Linked DNA regions of Homo sapiens: region 1 is linked to region 2. The links are chromatin contacts, found by Hi-C or POLR2A ChIA-PET in ENCODE. All regions are on one chromosome and are shown on one strand. Each heading gives the region's core, a stretch centred on a gene start or an enhancer-like site at or near the end of the contact. The rest is flanking DNA. Distances are from core to core; before and after follow the strand shown.

Region 1 (5,956 bases), core at 1,937-4,436, 1.5 Mb after region 2:
AGGCTTTGGCTGCCTGCAGCTGGAATGCTCTACCTTGCCTTTGTTTTTCTCTTTTCTTCCGCTGTCTCCCGGCACTGCCCTCCCAATTCACCTGCATTGTTTCTACCTCCTTCCAGTCACTGCACTAAGCATGGATTCCATCTGTTCGGGGCTCCCTGGAGAAGGAACACACACCTTCACTCTGCAGTAGTCACCCAGTGCTGCGCTGGTCAGCACACAAGCAGGGGACCCTGTACTGACAGAACAAAGGACAGCTGTCCTGTGAGTGGTCCAGCCATGCTCGGGCCGGGAGGAATTCATGCAGCACACAAGAGGGATAAGCACATTCATTTTGTGACGCAGCCTCTGTGTACTTTGTCAGCAAAATGGAGAACACTCACTATTTTCTCTGGCTTTTAGGATTTCCATATTTATTGCTTGTTTGCTACCACTGGGGAGAAGGGAAGAGGAGAAAACAACAACTTTCTTCATTTGAAATTTTAAAACATGAACATGTGAGGTTTACCCTCCCTCCCCTGTTCCCCTGCAATTCCAGCAATGCACAGGACTGTAGAATGTTACAGCTGGAAGCCCTTGAGAAATCTAAACAATAGTGCCTCATTTTACACGCGAGAAAATCACGGACAGGAGGTGAAGGGGCATGGTCAAAGTCACATACCTAGTTAGTGGCAGCCCTGAGACTAGCATTGGTGTCTGCAGAATCTTATTTTTCTTATTGCTGTGCTATGTGGGTTCTGTTTCTATTCAAGTCAAGAATCCTACCACGTGTAGGAGATCCTACTCTGTATATGGTACTGTGCAAGACGCTATCCACTACCTGCTTTAATCCTGCCAGTGCCCCGCTGGGGTAGGATTTACTTCCATCGGTTCAGTTGTTATAGTTAGTGCCTGATCACGGGGCTGGAGGAGCTCTGGAGCAGAGCTCAGGCAAAGGCTGTTGGTTCTCTCTGGACTGTCCTGTCCTGTAAAGGTGGACATACAGGATAAACACGAAGCAGTAAGGAGCAAAGTGCCTGGCTGGCAGGAACACACTAGTTGTTTGTTAAAGGGCAAGGTGGGAATGATGTTGGTCAATGGGTACAAAATTTCAGCTAGAGGGAATAAGTTTTTGAGCTCTATTGTACAGCATGGGGACTACAGTTAATAATGTGTTGCACATTTCAAAATTGCTAAGAGAGTAAATTTCAAATGTTCTCACCATAAAAATAAGTATGTGAAGGGATTGGGCATGTTAACTTAGCTTTTTTTTTTTTTTTTTTTTAATTTTTTTGAGAAAAGGTCTTGCTCTGTTTCCCAGGCTGGAGTGCAGTGATGTAATCACAGCTCACCGCAGTCTCTACCTCCCAGTATCAAGCAATCCTCCCACCTCAGCCTCCTTAGTAGCTGGGACTTCAAGCGCATGCCACCATACCCAGCTAATTTTTGTTTGTTTGTTTGTTTTTGCAGAGATGACGTTCTACAATGTTGCTCAGGTTGGTCTTGCACTCCTGGGCTCAAGCAATCCTCCTGCCTCAGCTTCCCAAAGTGGTAGGATTACAGGCATAAGCCAAAAAGCCAATCCATCAAGGAGCCAGGAAGGCTTTGCAGAAGTTCCTTCTGGAAGAATTTCAGCCAATAGCCAATATTGAAGGAATTAGAGGGAAGGTATTTCAGGCAGAATGGAGAGGAAGAATCAGGATGTGTTCAGGGAAGAGCATGTAGGCGAATGTGAATGGGGATGAACGCTTGTGCACCAATAGAGAAAAGTGGGGCTGGAAAGGGGTTCAGTAATTTATGGGATGATATTAATTGGGGCCCATCATGTTTGGGGCACTCTTGTAGGCCTGTGACTTAGCAGACAAGGATGGGAAGCACCTACTCACACACAGATAGTGCCGTGATGGCCAGGGCCTGAGAGCCTAATTCCATGGGACCATTTGAGGTAAGACCTGAATGACAAGAAGAAGTGGGCTCTGAGAATAATCAGGGCCAGAGAGCTCTCCAGGCAAAGAAAAGGAAAGCAAAGGGCTTTGAGGCAAGAACTAGAGACCCTGTGGAATGAATAGAGGTGGACTTACCAGCAGGAGAGGAGCTGGGGCATGGGAGTGGAGGTGAGACCAGGCAGAGCCTGCAGTGCACTGCAGGAGGTTGAACTCTATCTGAGCTACTAGGAGAATGAGAGGCCCTATGTTATCTGGCCTCTGCCTCTATCCTGGACCTCATCTCCATGGGAAAAACTCATCTCTGTTTGTGCCCAAGACTCTTCCAGTTTTAGCACTGAAAGTCTCAAATCCAAGGAACACACGAAGTTCCAGGCAGGCGGGCAGTTGGTCACCTTAGCTCCCACCTCATCCTTGCTCACTACGGTCCTGTCACAACAATGTGGGAACATGCTGTGGAGTCCCTTAAAAAGCTCTGGCTGATTCATTAGAAAATGCATAGCAACTCAACATTTCTGAAAACAGGACTAACATAATTAAAGCTATTTAAGCTTGTTTTTTTTTTTTTTTTTTTTTTTTTTTTGAGACGGAGTCTCCCTCTGTTGCCCAGGAAGGAGTGCAGTGGCATAATCTTGGCTCACTGCAACATCCGCCTCCTCAGTTCAACTGATTCTCCTGCCTCAACCTCCCAAGTAGCTGGGACTACAGGCGCATGCCACCATGGCCAGCTAGTTGTTTTGTATTCTTAGTAGAGATGGGGTTTCACCGTATCAGCCAGGCTGGTCTCAAACTCCTGACCTCATGATTCATCTGCCTCGGCCTCCTAAAGTATTGGGATTACAGGTGTGAGCCACCATGGCCAGCCAGCTATTTAAGCATTTTTTAAAGATACTGACGACCTCCAAGGCCATTCAACTTACATAAAAATGCCTTTCTGTGGAAATTTGGGCATTCCTTTGGCTATGGAGAGGGTAGTAGGTCAATTGGCATGGCTGAATATAAAAAAGATCTTCTCCGTCCAGATGTTTCTGTTCACATCCTCTTGTGCAGCATAGTTTGGAATATTTCATCTTCATTCTTCAAGACTTAAAGGTGTATCACTACAGTAAACAGAACTTAAAGGAACAGGCCTTTGCATGGCAGCCCAGCTGAATCTGCACAAGGCCCTTATCTAAAGCCAGTTGTGAGAGAAATACAGTAGCCTCTGTGCTCATTACCTCTAGAATTGCATTTTCTAGCTTCTCATTAGGAAGCGGTGACATCAGAATAGGACCCTGCCCCTTTAAGAGTCTTTCCCAAGATAATGGGATTCATGATCTCACAATCACATAAATCACTGCCAGCCCCCTTGAGTCAATTCATACTTCTGTAGTTCGTTAGTGGCACGAGAGGAAATTGCATTTATTATAATTGCCTCTAATTGCACCAGATTAGTGATTACAATTATTGATGGCAGCTGATTATTCATTAGGCATCAAATCAATCCCCGTGCTTCTTCATTACTCGAAACAGTAACTCTGATGAGAGGTCTAAAGGAGGCCATGTCCACCCTTTCCACTAAATGGCAGGCTGCCTCCCCGTCCTGCCTCGAAACAAACACCTGAAAATAATTTAGGACTTAAAGTGACAGAGAACCATCCCTCGCCTTCCGCCATGTAATGCCTCATCCCGAACCCAGCACTAACTGATGAAATTACGGAGGCTGTTAAACATCACCAAAGACTATTTGGAGGTCCCAGAACGCTCCAGAATTGCTAGCTTTTCCTGGATGCCCTTCTTGGTTGCAAAATGAAAATTTCAGAGTTTCCTGGGTTACTTCTGGAATATATGTTACCTACAATACATAAAGAGAGTAGACCTTACAGCCACACAGGCCAGACTTAAATGAGCTATGTAAACCTAGTCGATTTTGTGAGCTATGTAAAGTCAGTCAATTTTGTGAGCTATGTAAAGCCAGTCAATTCGTGTGTGAATTTTTGGGAGCTATGTAAAGCCAGTCAATTCACGTGTCCTGTCTGAACTGTAGAATAGTTGCTAGATTGTGTATAAACAAGCAATGAGATCTCTGCTTCTCTTGTTCACCATCAGAGTCTATCATCTAAAATAGGGCCTGTAGAGAAAAGAATACAATAGCCATCTAAGGAGTTAAATACCTACCTGCAGGGGTTGTGATGATGGCTGAATTAGATAACATATTTAAGACTTTGTGTTGTACCAGGTAAAAACTAGTTGCTCAATTAGCGTCATTTCCTCTCTCCCCTACTTCCTCCATGCTATAACATCTAAATTTATATCCTTTATCCAGTGTGTCTCTTTATACACAGGCTCAATGTTAACTAAATTTATCTTTTTGGTGTGTTCTTCTTGGTGAACATCAGTATATGTGTAATAGAAGTGCAGCTTCCAGAAGACTGTTGCCTCATTTACTGGTAGCTACAGCATGCCAGGCACCAGATCTAGAGGGTTAGAGAGATCAACAGAGCATAAGTATTGACCTTGAACAGCTGACAACTAAATGGGAATGATTGTCCATTCTATTTCCATGTGTTGTTTGCATTAAAGGAATATCCAAGTTCTAATGAGCCCACAGGGGATGGAGAGACCCGGCACAGCTCGGAAGGTCAAGAAGGCCTCAGAGTTAGCTTTTGAGATGAGCCTTGAAGCTGCATAAATTTTTCCAAGTGCCTAACAGGTCACTAGCCTTCCAACACACCATGTAGCACCTGAAGAGACAAGAAGAGAGAAATGAGCATGTCTTCAGAACTGCACTGTGAACTTCTAGGTGCTTGATACATGAAGACAGTGACAATGTTAAGTGCCATTTTCCAGACGCTCCCATGGGTAAAACTTCTGTAACTAAGCAATCTTTTCTTCTCTTAGCTGCTGACATCTCAGAAATGTGGCGACATCTTGAGGTTTTCTTCTATGAACTTCTGTGAAACCTTATGCTGCCTTTGGTGACACAGAACCCTAACCTATCCTTTCCTCAAATTCCCAGCTGACCCAAATGTACCCCCTATTTTAGCACCCACATTTATCAGCTCCCTCTACTTCTCACAATCCCCCCTACTTCCACTAGTGAGTTAGTTCAAGAGCCTAAGTGTCTCCAGGTAGCAGAGACATTCAGAGCACACCATTGTCTATATCAATGCAGGATTTCCTGAAAACCAGGGAGGGAGGGAAGGAAGAAAGAGCCTCTGGGTGAGGAGGTGTGCAGCCTGGCTCTTTGTCAAGTCTTTGTCCCACGTGAGAGTCGGTGCTAATTTCCCTGGTTGCTTAGGCTTGAGCCCTGTAGTATGTCTGACCTACACCCAGATCCTCTAGGGATGTAAGCACAGTGATTCCCAAAACAATCCAAAATACGAGGCCCATAGCCTGGAGAACATGTCCCTGGTGCCCCTTCCTCTGGACGCCTTCCTTGCCCACATGGTTGCCAGTTACGCTGCCTCCCAGGGAGCTGAGGATGAACACGTGACTTCTCTTAGCAGAGTGAACGTATCTCCTACCTTAAGTCTCTTGTGTGTCCTACTTGTGAGCCAGTTGAAACGCTGCCATTTTCTCCAGAGACTCCTCTCTACATCAAGACCATGTAACCATGCAGGAAGAAATCAATCTTCTTTTCTAGCTAACATGTTCCATTACCTCCCCTGTTTTCAAAACTTCCCATAAAGTGGCAGTCTCCTCTCTGAAGGCTACTCTTTTAGACAGGAAATACGCAGGGATAGCATCACTTCCAGAGAAACAAGAGAACAGACTGATAGATCAGAACACCAGATAATGTCTTCCCTTTCTTGGCAACGGTACATATCCCTAACCTCTTTCCCAAGACCCACAGAAGAGCAGGGTCTCTCCTGAAGGGCAACAGGACACTGATCCACTGTCTTGTAAAGGAAGTTGTGTTCAGTGATTTTCTGATTAGGGAGAAAGTTGCTACAACCAGCACCAGAGGAAAGCTGTCTGGTGATCAAAGACCTTGGGGGTTTGCCTGGGCTACTTTTGGAGGCTGCCCAAAGCCTGCTAGCAGCTCCCACATGAGC
Region 2 (5,758 bases), core at 1,126-3,625:
TGAAATTGGCTAAATTTTTTGATTCTCTTAATAGTCTTGACTCATCCAATTCCCAGAATAGTGTTGACGGAACTGCTAAATGTTGACCTCCATGATATTTGTAAAGAATAGGCAGCCTTCAATAGTCTACGGAGAGCTTTCATTTATGTTTTCTTTCCTTCATTTATTTTTATGTCCTTCTAAGAAAATAATTAGCAATTCAAGTTTAAATGACCATTAAAGCTTTTCAAATTGCATTTCACTAAATTGTCTAATGTTAGGAAAATTAACACTCAGTTGCTATTTCTTTATGAATTTCTTCTAATTGAGGAACAGCAGTTTGTACAATTTCTTTTCCTTTTTTTTTTCGGTCTATATGGAGTTTCACTCTTGTTGCCCAGGCTGGAGTGCAATGGCGCGATCTCCGCTCACTGCAACCTCTGCCTCCTAGGTTCAAGCAATTCTCCCGCCTCAGCCACCCAAGTAGCTGGGATTACAGGCATGTGCCACCATGTCCAGCTAATTTTGTATTTTTAGTAGAGATGGGGTTTCTCCATGTTGGTCAGGCTGGTCTCGAACTCCTGACCTCAGGTGATCCACCTACCTCAGCCTCCCAAAGTGCTGGGATTACAGGCATGAGCCACTGCGCCCGGCCCATTTGTACAACTTCAAAATAAAGATTTGACCTTTAAAAACATTCAAGACATAGGTTGAGTGAATCAGTGAGTCTACTCTGAGAAGAAGAATAAAAATAGGTAGTCATTTATTCACCATTCTCACACCTCCTCTGCTATGAAGAGTGTCCTAGGACTTAGAAGTCTCCTTTGAAGGCTTATGGAATTAATATAGCTGTTAGCAGGTCAAAGCAACTCTCAATCTAACAAGAAATATTTATTGAACACTTGTTCTATGTCCAGGCCTGAGGCAGATGCTGAAAAATACAGGAAGAATGAATAGCAGTCCTTCTAGAAAGAGCAGAAAGGGGAAGAGAATGGTGAAAAACAAAGCTGTAGGTCGGCAAGCCAGGTTATATAATGATCTTTCATGATCTGGTAAAGAATATGGACTTTGTTTCATAGCGATCGACAGCCTTAAAATATTTTTTCTTTTATTTTGCCCATCCCGTAGACCAATAGGCATCTTTAAAATACATGAACATGTTTGGTATCACCTTTGTTATATCTGCAACACCATGAATCTAATCAAATAATAAAATGTCATTGGCCAGGTGCAGTGGCTCATGCCTGTAATCACAGGGCTTTGGGTGGCTGAGGCAAGAAGATTACTTGAGCCAGGAGTTTAAGACCACCCTGGGCAACATAGTGACACCCTGTCTCTGCAAAAAAAAAAAAAAAAAAAAAAAATTGAAAAATTGAAAAATTAGCTGAGTGTGGTGGAGCACACCTGTAGTCCCAGCTATCAGGGGGTGGGAGTGGGGGTGAGGCAGGAGGATTGCTCTTGCCGTGGAGGTCTAGGCTGCAGTGCACTATGATCACGCCACTGCTTTCCAGCCTGGGCAACAGAGCAAGACCCTGTCTCTAAAAATAAAAAATAAAATAATAAAATGTCATCATTTCTTCTTGAATAAAAGATGCATATTAGAAAGATAATTCAAAAGGAAGTGTAGAAAATGGCCTGGATAGAGGAGCTATGGATGGAGGATGACTACTGGGAGACGGATAACAATAGTCCACGCAAGATATAGGAAGAAGGTTGATGTTACACAACGTCATGCTATGCACTGCAGGGAATACGAAGCTGAACAAGACACAGCCCCTGCTGTCAAGGATGGATGAATGAAAATGCCAACTTCATGCTTGTTAACCCTAACATAGTCCCCCTGGAGACAGTGATATAGAAAGATATGGATAAGAGAAGATAGGCTTATATTAAAATCCTGCTGAAGATAAAGATTATAGAAAGCGGCCAGGGACAGTGGCTCACGCCTGTAATCCCAGCACTTTGGGAGGCCGAGGCGGGCGGATTACCTGAGGTCAGGAGTTCGAGATCAGCCTGGGCAACACAGTGAAACCCCGTCTCTACTAAAAATACAAAATTAGCCAGGTGTGGTGACACATGCCTGTAATCCCAGCTACTCAGGAGGCTGAGGCAGGAGAATCGCTTGAACCTGGGAGGCGGAGGATGCGGTGAGCCGAGATCGCACCATTGCACTCCAGCCTGAGCAAGAGTAAATCTCCGTCTCACCAAAAAAAAAAAAATTATAGAAAGCAGTAATTTTTGCTTGATATTTTCAATTTGACTATGTCATTTCCCATGTCTTTATATAATCAATTTATACACCCTGCTGTTTGTGTTTTGGCCAGCCATACAAAACAAGGCAACAGGAACAATGCAGTCAGCAGTTGCCTGGACTTGTTAGCGGATGTGATTTCAGTAACTAACTACTTGCTGACTCAGAGACAGAGGAAAGCAAAAATCTCCTCTCCCTGTTCTGTGGCCAGCCAAGTGATTATGAGGCTGTCAAAGTCCACAGTGATGGGGACTCCTTATAGTGCTCAGCTTGTTCCTTTGCTGTGTCACTGGTTAACCTGGACTGAAGTTTCATTCTAAACATAAAGAGATGGCCGGGTGCCGTGGTTCATGCCTGCAATCCCAGCACTTTGGGAGGCTGAGGTGGGCGGATCACCTGAGGTCAGGAGTTCAAGACCAGCCTGACCAACATGGAAAAACCCTGACTCTACTAAAAAATATATAAAAATTAGCCGGGCGTGGTGGTGGGTGCCTGTAATCCCAGCTCGTCAGGAGGCTGAGAGAGAGAATTGCTTGAATCCGGGAGGTAGAGGTTGCAGTGAGCCGAGATCGCACCACTACACTCCAGCCTGGGTGACAGAGCGAGACTTCATCTCAAAAAAAAAAAAAAGTTAGCTGGGCATGGTGGCGCATGCCTGTAATCCCAGCTACTCGGGAGGCTGAGACAGGCGAATCGCTTGAACCGGGGAGGCAGAGGTTGCAGTGAGCCAAGATCGCACCATTGCACTCCAGCCTGGGCAACAAGAATGAAATTCTGTCTCAAGAAAAAAAAAAGAGAGATAAATGAATTATGTAAATATTGTCGGGGCTTGGTAACTGGTCCAAGAAGACTAGCCCTCCTTCCGTTTCCCCTGGTCACAGGCTGCATTATTCACCTAATCACTCGGGTGCTCCACAGAGTGAGCTGGAAGCAGAGTTGCTGCAGCGCCCTCCCCCAGCCCTATTAATCAGCACAAACACCCAGCACAGAGCCAGTCCACAGTAGAAAAGGATGGGATTTGGAACTAGATAGGGTTGAATACTGGCTTTGTCAGGCTGAATGACCTCCTGCAAGTTAGTTAACCTCTTGCAACCACAAGTTTCTCACCTCTAAAACAGTGGTTATGAAATGCCCACACACATGTATTCAAAATAATAGATGTACAGCACCTGGCACCCTCATGCTTTGCTGGTAGAAACGTAAAATGGTGCAGCCACTTTTGAAAACAGTTTGGCAGTTTCTTAAAAAGTTAAACATAAATTTACCATACAACCCAGCAATTCTATGCCTGGGTGTCTACCCAAGAGGAATGAAAACATATGTCCACACAAAGACTTGTGTGCGAATGTTCATAGCAGCATTATTCATAACTGAACTGCAAAAACATTATGCTAAGTAAAAGAAGCCAGACAAAAAAGATGACATATTGTATGAGTCCATTTACATGAGGAAAGGCAAAACTAGGGAGACCTAAAGTCGCTTAGGTTTGCCTGGGGCTGGGGAACAGGAGAGGAAGAGCAAATGGGCATGAGAGATCTTTTTGGGCTGATGGAAATGTTCTAAAATTGGATTGTGGTGAGGGGTGCACAACCGTAGATCGACTAAAAATTATTGAATAGTACACTTAAAATTGTGACATTATTTGGTGTAGAAATTATACCTCGCTGGGCACGGTGGCTCACACCTGTAATCCCAGCACTTTGGAAGGCTGAGGCGGGCAGATCACCTGAGGTCAGGGGTTTGAGACCATCCCGACCAACATGGTGAAACCCCAGCTCTACTAAAAATACAAAAATTAGCTGGGCATGGTGGCATGCGCTGTAGTCCCAGCTACTTGGGAGGCTGAGGCAGGAGAATCGCTTGAACAGGTGAGGCAGAGCTTGCAGTGAGCCAAGATGGCGCCACTGCACTCCAGCCTGAGCGACAGAGCAAGGCTCTGTCTCAAAAAAAAAGAAAAAGAAAATAAAAAGAAAAAGAAAGAAATTATACCCCAATGAAGCTGTTTTTAAAAACCCACCAGCACATAGGAGGCTCTCAATATTGTAGCAAATAGCTGACATTTAGTACATGCTTATTGGTAAACAAGCACTACTTTAAGCATGCCACATGTGATTTTGCTCAATTTAACTCATTTCTTTTCTTTTCTTTCTTTCTTTCTTTTTTTTTTTTTTTTTTTTTTTTGAGACAGAGTCTTGCTTGTCACCCAGGCTGGAGTGCAGTGACATGATCTCGGCTCACTGCAACATCTGCCTCCTGGATTCAAGCCATTTTCCTGCTTCAGCCTCCCCAGTAGCTGGGATTACAGGCATGCACCACCATGTCCAACTAATTTTTGTATTTTTAGTAGAGACGGGGGTTTCACCATGTTGGTCTGGCTGGTCTTGAACTCTTGACCCTGTGATCCACCCGCCTCAGCCTCCCAAAGTGCTGAGATTACAGGCATGAGCCACCGGCTCAAAGCAGTGTTTCAGAAACTTAAGTCTTTCAAATGCCACTTTCACTATTTTTTTTTTCCATAATGGCTACTTACCACCTGTACAATCAATTGTTAACCTAACGTTTTTATTTAAACCCACTTGGTTTTTAAAAAACTTATAAATGAGGCCAGGTGCTGGTGGTTCACACCTGTAATCCTAGCACTTTGGAAGACCAAGGCAAGTGGATCACTTGAGCTCAGGAGCTCAACACCAGCCTGGGCAATATGGCGAGACCCCCATCTCTGCAAAAAATGCAAAAATTTGCCGCGGGAGGCTGAGGTGGGAGGACTGCTTGAGCCCAGGAAGTCGAGGTTGCAGTGAGCCACGATCGTGCCACTGTACTCCAGGCTGGGTGACAGAGTGAGGCCCTGTCTCAAAAAACAAACAAAAAACCTTACAAATAAAAAACAGATTTTAGGCCAGGCACAGTGGCTCACGCCTGTAATCCCAGCACTTTGGGAGGCCGAGGCGGGCGGATCACGAGGTCAGGAGATCCAGACCATCCTGGCTAACACGGTGAAACCCCGTCTCTACTAAAAATACAAAAATGTAGCCGGGCATGGTGGTGGGCGCCTCTAGTCCCAGCTACACGGGAGGGTGAGGCAGGAGAATCGCTGGAACCCGGGAGGCAGAGGTGGCAGTGAGCTGAGATTGCACCACTGCACTCCAGCCTGGCAACAGAGCGAGACTCCGTTTCAAAAAACAAACAAACAAACAAACAAACAAACAAACAAACAAAAAACACCGATGTCTATGGTAAATGGAAAGTCACTACAGTCACGCGCCAGATAACGTTTCAGTCAACTACAGGCCGCGTATGCGATGGTGGTCACGTAAGATTATAGAGGGGTCTTTCCTTTCTGCGCCCCGGGAGACCTCGGCGTTGCCACGGGCTGCGCCCCCGGTGTTGCTGGAACTGCAAGAACGAATTTGCACCCCAAGCCTCGGTTCCGCTGGGGGCTGGGGAGTGTCCCCGAGGCCAACACGTGTATCTTTGACCTGGGACGGAAGAAGGCAAAAGCCTTCCCCCTCTGGCCACATGGTGAGATCC

The links. A loop is a pair of places that touch in the nucleus more often than their neighbours do. ChIA-PET counts read pairs that join two places held with the same protein, here RNA polymerase II (POLR2A).
Region 1: a map of K562 shows a loop between it and region 2 (6-fold over the local background). The contact joins the promoter of NTM-AS2 here to the enhancer-like site in region 2. A Hi-C loop is called at or near these places in 1 of 168 maps with a recorded cell type or tissue (K562). POLR2A ChIA-PET finds 5 or more read pairs at or near these places in 1 of 52 experiments (WTC11).

The regions. Positions count from the first base shown.
Region 1 is chr11:131,537,681-131,543,636 of GRCh38, forward strand. It overlaps NTM-AS2 (NTM antisense RNA 2), which reads right to left and starts at 3,187. Exons shown (of 8, transcript NR_110140.1): 1 at 3,137-3,187; 2 at 2,840-3,019; 3 at 1,863-1,928; 4 at 1,412-1,596; 5 at 1-962. The region is part of intron 1 of NTM (neurotrimin); the gene reads left to right.
Region 2 is chr11:130,034,841-130,040,598 of GRCh38, forward strand. No RefSeq gene overlaps it. Among named protein-coding and RNA genes, the nearest start is that of APLP2, 32 kb to the right of the region's middle. RefSeq lists enhancers at 2,234-2,528, 2,972-3,514 and a silencer at 2,310-2,510. Within about 2 kb of position 2,376, at least 4 of the 41 ENCODE cell types and tissues checked have a DNase peak (open chromatin) inside an H3K27ac peak, as active enhancers do.